2 separate regions of the Homo sapiens genome follow, and region 1 is linked to region 2. Evidence: chromatin contacts called from ENCODE Hi-C or POLR2A ChIA-PET data. All regions are on one chromosome and are shown on one strand. Each heading gives the region's core, a stretch centred on a gene start or an enhancer-like site at or near the end of the contact. The rest is flanking DNA. Distances are from core to core; before and after follow the strand shown. Region 1 overlaps TCF4 (transcription factor 4). Region 2 holds the start of STARD6 (StAR related lipid transfer domain containing 6).

The links. Hi-C counts contacts between places; a loop is a spot of excess contacts on that map. ChIA-PET counts read pairs that join two places held with the same protein, here RNA polymerase II (POLR2A). Pooled maps may share reads with other maps.
Region 1: a map with no recorded cell type shows a loop between it and region 2 (8-fold over the local background). The contact joins the enhancer-like site here to the promoter of STARD6 in region 2. A Hi-C loop is called at or near these places in 1 of 37 single-sample maps with no recorded cell type and 2 of 50 pooled maps. POLR2A ChIA-PET finds 5 or more read pairs at or near these places in 2 of 52 experiments (B cell and WTC11).

What each region holds. Positions count from the first base shown.
Region 1 is chr18:55,265,851-55,269,598 of GRCh38, forward strand. The region is part of intron 11 of TCF4 (transcription factor 4); the gene reads right to left. Among named protein-coding and RNA genes, the nearest start is that of LINC01929, 140 kb to the left of the region's middle. RefSeq lists enhancers at 912-1,021, 2,411-2,640, 2,691-2,740, 3,352-3,748 and a silencer at 3,101-3,150. Within about 2 kb of position 2,446, at least 4 of the 41 ENCODE cell types and tissues checked have a DNase peak (open chromatin) inside an H3K27ac peak, as active enhancers do; they include B cell, where a contact is called at or near this core.
Region 2 is chr18:54,355,155-54,359,111 of GRCh38, forward strand. It overlaps STARD6 (StAR related lipid transfer domain containing 6), which reads right to left and starts at 2,704. Exons shown (of 8, transcript NM_139171.2): 1 at 2,638-2,704; 2 at 1,207-1,290. C18orf54 (chromosome 18 open reading frame 54) reads left to right here and starts at 2,752. Exons shown (of 9, transcript NM_001288980.2): 1 at 2,752-2,921; 2 at 3,620-3,716. RefSeq lists enhancers at 3,256-3,767, 3,269-3,338.

The DNA of each region.
Region 1 (3,748 bases), core at 1,196-3,695, 910 kb after region 2:
TAAATCAATCTTGGTAGTCTGTTCCTTCAACCCTGTTTGGTTTGAGGTTTAAAAACGTGGAAAAGACCACGTATTAGAATGCAGGCCAGTTAAAGACTAATAAAACAATAATAGTTATTATAACCATTATGTTAGTTATATGACCAGTTCTCTCTGAGGGCAAGGGAGTGTGTGTAGCCTCAAACCACAAAGGGTCACACCCTGTGAATGTATACAGATGGTATGTCCCAATGGGGAGACGACGCATTCTCACCCTTGAGCAGTCTCAGTGGTCTGTGCTATGGTAGGAGGTCCTCTTACTTCTTTCCATCAGGAAGGGCTACTGGATATTATTGCAAATAGGAAGGAAGTATGTGGCTAACCAAATGTGTATGGTTAATATCCTGCAGACATTCCTATTCTCTATAGCTGGTATCTAATAACTTACTACACTTCCTCCTCCGTATGTATGCTCAGATGCAGAGGCACTGAACTGCACTGCTTCTGAGAATACCCAGTGGCATAACATTGAAAAAGTTTGAAGAACTGAGTAGAAGGTGCTGATGCTGGTAACTCCCAAAGACCCCTGACAGCTTCTTTCCTTAACTGGGTGCGCCACCAGCTGAACTACTGTGAATCCATGCTGTGTCCCATACATTATATTCCTCTAATTGGAGGGCTAATTAGATGACCTTTTCAATTCAGAAAGGTCTAATATGATCTCCAGAGTTTGCCAGCAAGGCTTGAGAAAAGTAGTGGACTGTATGCAATGAGTAAAATACCTTGTTCTACAATTCTCTTGAAAATCCATGGATGAATGTGTCATGAAAAAAAAAAAATCTCTCATTAATGTAATCCAAGTAAGCTTTATCCTTCTTATGGATTTCTCAAAAAATGATATTGGGTATTATAGGGCAAAAGAAAACAAAACAAGAAACACCTGGTCACTCCCCCAAGCCAAACAAACAGCAAACCTCAGTGGGCATCTTCCACCTTTGAGATGCAGAGAACAGAAGAAGAAAGGGAATGTGGTTACAGAGAGGTTCCCTTCCGAGAGTTCTAGAGCTTGTATCTCACCCCACATGCACTGCGTTGTTCTAGTGTCAGTTCAGGACAACTGCTGACCACCAGAAAGACATATTATAACATGACACTGAGACGAAGGGCAGCAGCCCTCTTCTGAACTGAAAAAGCAGCTTCCTAAGACATCAACACCATGTATGAAAAGACTGCACTGTCTTGCAACTTTTTACCAGGAAAACGTGAAAAATGTGATGTCCATGTGTTAGTGCTCGAACCCCATTCTTAAGGCATTAGTATTGCTTACAGTCATTTTCTACAGAATCGTGTGTAATCTCAAACATGTGTCAGGCTATGTGTTCCCTATTTGCCAATTATTTAATTAGCTCTGTTTGTTCTTTGAGATACAGGCAACGTAATATTTCTTTACTTCCTGCGTTTCAGAATGAGTGAGTATATGCCAAATATTTTCAAAAGTCTGCAGATGTATCCTATTAATCCATACTGTTTGTTAGGGTAGTATCACTAACATCAGAAGAGAAAGCTTCTCTTCTTGTTATACAGACACGCTGCCATCACTGACTTCTACCACACTCAAAAAATCAAACCAAAGCCTAAGAGAACTTAAGTGTGAAAAAACATGGGCCACTCAGACATCACGCAATACTAAGGCTTATTATGCTTAAATTTTCCTCTGCATTTTCACGTACGCAATTGGTGAACATATTATTTTAAAGAAAAACATTCTAGAATGTTCTCCCTTAAAGTAACCTTAAAGTAATATCTGTATCTATGCATAATAATAAAGGTTTGCTCCTCCAAAATGCTGAATTACCATGTCTACCTATTTCCTTAAAGATTATGCATCTTTTTCTCATTCCGCTAGTGGATTTTGACAAGTGCATCCATTATTGTAAAATAATGTATGAAATAAATTTCTAAAAAGCCCTTTTCTGGGTTCTAAAAATCTCATACTTTTGTTTTTAAATTATAGCTCCTTTATTATTGTCAAGACCCTTAAATAAGGCCCTATGGTTTTTAACAAGTTAAGTCTATTCTCAGCATATAGAAGTCACCTATTGCTCCACTCTGGCTAGACCAACAAGTAGATTCTCCTGTTCATCCACAAACTAATGAAGATGACCAGCTAAAACCAAGCAAAACTCATTCCCACTGAGAGCTGTGGCTAAGCTGTCTACAGCTCATGGAGATAACCACCCTATTTCCTGATATGTCCCTTCCAAGTCATAGTGCCTCTCTCTCAAGAGGACTGTTTTGCAAATCAATCAGAAAAAGTTTTTTTTCAAACAGAGCCTAAGTATGTTTTCCTCAACTCAAGGTTCTGCTCCACCTTCATACCTTCCTAAAAAAGAAAATTACTCAAACCACAAGTAGACAGGAAATCTGTCTTGTAAAAGGATGAATGACCGGTCATCCTTCTTTATAACCAGACCTCATGACTGCAGAAAGGGGCTTTCCATTTGTCAAACCACACTGAAGTGAAATATGCTTTTCTCACTCTTTCAGTTCTGCACTGCTTTCTTTCTTCTTGTTTTTCAAATCTGCCAAAACTGCATTGATAGCTAACAAACTTCCCCATGTGACCTCTGTCTGTAGCTCTCCAAGGTCAAACTGATGCAACATATTTGTAGAAGCTTGGTTAGGAAAAGTTAAAAAAAATGGAAACTCTCTCCTCAATTTGCTTCTTAGACAGGATAGCGGAGTGGAGAGGCTGCGAGATAGCTCATCTCAAGTGTGAGATATATTATTGAATACGCAGGGAGGGCATTATTGAGGCAGAAATTATATTTCCAACATTTCAAAACACATCTCTCCTCCAACATCAAAAACTTTCCTACATAAGTGATTCACGCCACTTCCCCAAATTCTACACACTCTCTAAAGAAAACAAGTGCAAAGAGCTAAGAGGACTCAACAGCAGCATTATTCTGTTGCGCCATCTTCTCTCAAAGACATACACTGAGTATTCTCCCCACCGACGCTCTGACAGTGACATTCAGGCCAAGCAAGGAGTTAGTTTGAGCTATAACCGCAGAAAGTGACTACCTGAGAAGTCTGAGGTTTTAATAAGACCCTGGGGCACTAAGCTGTGCTGCTCATCTGAACAACAAGGTGTCAAAGCTGGTTCAGAAGCAGGTAGCTATCTCCCCACCAACTCCACCTCTTCCCTCCAGGGGCAGCTGGACATCCAGCCCAGTTCATTCCTCAAAGTGGGAATACTGACTGGGGAACCACCTATGGAAAAGACTACAGTGAACATCACAAGAAATGAGAGGATGATGGCTCAGTTCATGGGAACAGCATTCTTCTTGGACCTTAACTCATTAGTAAATGTCCTTGGTAAAAATTAATTAATTAATTAATTTAAAAAAGCAGCAAATAATTTCTGGCCAACTGATGCCCACGCATCTCCTCTCTCATAAGTGAACAAATACTTCTTCCCCTCTGAGGGACTCCACAGTGTCACATTCTCCAGGAGATTAACCTCATGTAGTTATTAGCAGTCACCTGAGAATTTCACATTAACCAGTCCTCGGAAGACAGTGGCACATCATGGATAAGAGCCTAGCACAATGACTGGAATTTTGGGAAGTGGTCAATAACTACCATTAAGAGCTATTCTGCTTTGTAGCTCACTAGTCACTGATGGCTCATCTTATGACTTTGTTCACTCTTTTTGAATGTGAGGAACAAGATAGTTTTGGTCTGTTTGAACCCTTGTTCAATC
Region 2 (3,957 bases), core at 1,454-3,953:
CCAATCATTTGATCTCCTGGCTGTTCCTCACATACAATAAAGCAATTTCTGACTTCAGGTTCTTTGTACTTGCTGTTCCTTCTGCTTGTCACTGTCTTCTGCAATGTGTTCATATAACTGACTGTTTCATAGGTATCTTTGCTTAAATGTCACCTCCTCAGATAGGATCAAGTTTAAATCAACTCAATTTAAACACATTGAACCCTGCTTGAAGTTAGAAACTGCAATGGACTGAATGTTTATGTCTCCCTAAAATTCATATGTTGAAATCCTAACTCCCAGGGTGATATTAGGAGATGATTAGGTCATGAGGGCAAAGCCCTTATGAATGGGATTAGTGCCCTCACAAAAGAGACCCCAGGGAGCTCAATGGCCCCTTCTTCCATGTGAGGACACTGCCAGAAGTTAGCAGTCTGCAACCAGAAGAGGGCCCTCACCAGAACCTAACCATGCTGGCACCCAGATCTCAGACTTCCAGGATCCAGAACTCTGAGAAATAAATTTATTGTTTACAAGTCATTCAGTCTTTGGTAATTTCTTATGGCAGCCCAAAAGGACTGAGACAGGCACTGTGGTAGATGTAGCAACAACAGTTGAGTAAGATACTAGACATAACTATTACTGCTGTGAATGAGTTCCGGAAGCTGCAGTCTCACTGGTCCTTCGGGTCATCATCCAGCTTTCAGTTAGGGGAAGCTGGCAGGTAAGGTGAAAACAGAACTGGATTCAAATCCTGACTTTGTCACTTAGTACAGCTATATTATTTTGGATAAATTGCTTAACCTTTGAACTTCAACTTCCATATCTATAGAATGGGGATAATAATATCTATCTCACCGAATCATTATAAGGATTAGTTGAGTTAATATATGTAAAAATGCTTTAAACAGTGTGGAGCCCTATACTAGGTTATCAAAATAGTTAGTTTCTCTTTAAAAAAATGGACACATATAAATCCATCATTTAAAAAACTCTCCAAAGATCTGCTTCCTTAAGCACTTAAATAAACCTTCTTAAAGTTTAATTATTGGAACATTTCTTCCTTAGCTCTCACTTAAAACTCTTCAGGTTGGATCATAAATCTATTTTCTCTTATTTAATTCTCCAGCAAGGCACAACAGGTAGTTGATAGTCTCTATATTTGAAAAGTTTTAGTAAACCATTATTATAACCTCCTCTTTCCTAGCAGAGTCCTGGTTTCTTTACCTTTCCTGACAGATCTAATGCAGAATTTTAGTAACTACTGGGGCTCCTCTCCAAATCCTTGTGGAAATCTCCATATCTCTTAACCTGTGAGGAAACAAGGCAGAAGTAGAATTATTTTGATCCATGAATTAGGTCAATATATTTGATAATTTTCTTTATATCTTCTCAGTGTCCTTTATCTATACTTTGTCTTCATTAGGAAACATTTGCTACATATATGCCCCAAGATGAAAGAAAAATATAGTACAAAAAACTTTAAAAGATACTGTTTATAAAAAGAATCTTTAAGAAACTATTTTAAAGGAACTCAGTTTAAAAAGACACTTAGGTGGAACGTGGATACAAAAATTTAAGTTTTTAAGCTTACGTCACTAACAATTAACAAGGATTGTTAATCCCCGACCAGGGCTCGTCTTAGCATATAAAACACCGTTCTTGATTTCCTATTGGAAACCTACTTGATATTAATTGATCTAGAGACTTTGAAGATTATTGGGACATACCACTAGCAGGGTATGTCTTATTTTCAAATCACCAACTATTACTGCCACAATAGACCTGTGTTTAACCACTAAACTGAACGTTATAGCTTCCGGACTTTTTCATTTGCTAAGAGAAAAGGGAAGGTAAAATTTAGTAGGCTACAAAGGGTAAAAAGAAGAAAGTGCAAACAGTAAGACTACAATTGTATTACATGGTGGTGGAACGTCGGATGAGCTGGAACATATTCAGATGGACTCATGGTCAAGGATATCTTCACTCATAGGGTCAGTGGAAAATAAACATAAACCAACATTGGGATGGCCTCTTTTTTTGATACACCAATTGGTTGAAACTGGATTCCTTCCAGACTTACAGACAGGTTCACACATGTTAGTGAGTCTTTACATCTGTTTGTACAATGACCCTCTTTCTGAGCTGCCTGACTGGGTCCCCAATCCGTGCGGGGTCACTGCCATTCTTCCCTGGGAATCAAGGCTTCCTAGGAGTTTGTTAAATCCCATCCCTGGCTAAACTCGGGTCTCCAATCTCCCATCTGCTTTGTGTGTGAGAGGCTCCGGGGTGTGAGAGGAAAGGCACTGAAGAGGGAGTGAAAGAAGTGGTGAGGGGGGACTGCCTACTAGCTGAGACGATATCTTATTTTTGGCGGGGGATGCTCTGGAAGCGGGGAGGCTGAACTCACTTGGAAAAACTGGAGCTGTGGGGCAGACTCTCAGCGACCGGAACGACAGCCGCCAGCGCCCTTAAGTCTCCCTCCCCACCCAGTCCCCTCCCGCAGACCCCGGGGCCGGCTGAAGGGAGATCAGCAAGTCCCCGCGCAAACTGGCCGAGAATAGCTGTGACGGAGGTTGGAAGGGCGTGGGGGGCAGCGACTTGGATGCAGCCCACATCCCCCCATTCCCAGCCCCAGAAAGGAGGGAGAAACAGCACCTTCCAGCAGGGGTCGCGACCTAACGCTCAACAGCATCCTCTCTTCTCCGGCCGCTCCCTCATCTCCGCTCGCGCCCGGCGCCCCACTGCCGCGCATGCGCACCGCAGGCCGGCGCCATGTTGGGGCGGTTTGAAAGCGAGCGCGGGTGTCGAGCTCTGCTGTGACTGCGGAGGAAGCTGCGAGTGAGCCGAGCCTGAGGCGGGGCGGTGTCCGGGTTGGGGATGCTTTGTGGTGTCTCGCGTTGGGTAACAGGCCTGAGCTTTCGGCGGAGAGCTGTGGAAGTGTGCGGTTTTTGTTTTTGTTTTCCTTTATTTTTATTTTGGGGCCTTAGGGGTGAGTTAGGACGGAAAGGAGGGTGTCTTTTCGAGGGTTGTCCCATCCTGTGACAGCCGAGAAAAGGCGAAAGGAGAGTGGCGAGGAAAGAGGAGGAGACGTCTCCTGAGGGAGGGCGCTTGTGGAGTCTCTGTGGAAGGAAGAACACTGTAGGGGGAGTGCCCCCTGGGCGAGGGAGGGTCGCGGGACGCGGCGGAGGGGGCTCACACGGGCGTCTGCGGACCTGAGGCGGCGACAGGAAGGGGCTTGCGCTCTGGGGCTGTCGCTTCGGAACACTTCTCCTTCAGTCCATTGCTGCGCTCGCCCTGGCTGCTGAATAAATGGTTTCGGAGTGAAAAGCATCTCACTGAAGAACTTGTCTGTGTCTGTGACTGACGGGCGGTGGAACACCAAAGGGAGGGTGTCGCCTGATTGGGACTGGAAAAATTGGAATTCAGGGCGCCCGGGGTAGGGGAACGATGCGCACTGCTGGAGACGGGCGACCTTCGCTGGCCGGTCGGTGGGTTCCTGGTTTTCTGCTGCCGAGTAAACAAACGTTCCCTTTCCTAACTTAGCAGTCACAGAGCTATTTCCAAGAGTTGTTCTTAATTTCCTGTGCGATATTCCCATTGGCTATTTAACACTGAACATTCTGTTTTTGAATCAAAGTTAGTTAAAATTTGTTGTCAATAAGTTTAACATTCTGTTCTTCCGCGTGATGGATTTTCTTTTGGAGATTCGAACTGAAGCCTGTACGGAGGAAATGGTAAGATATATGGGATTTGCATGAGATATGTGGGGTTCAAAATAATCCTGTGGCTGAAGTGGGGAGAAGTGGGTGGGTCCCTACCCACTTTAGCTACAATTGGGGTCTGTTCAGCGATTGTTGGAAGCAGGATGATGAGTACATAGGGGTTTATTGAACGATTCTACTTTTGTATACTCTTTTGGGGAAAAGTTGGAAAACTTTTCATAATGAAACTTAAATTGTGCATTTTCTTTTTGTC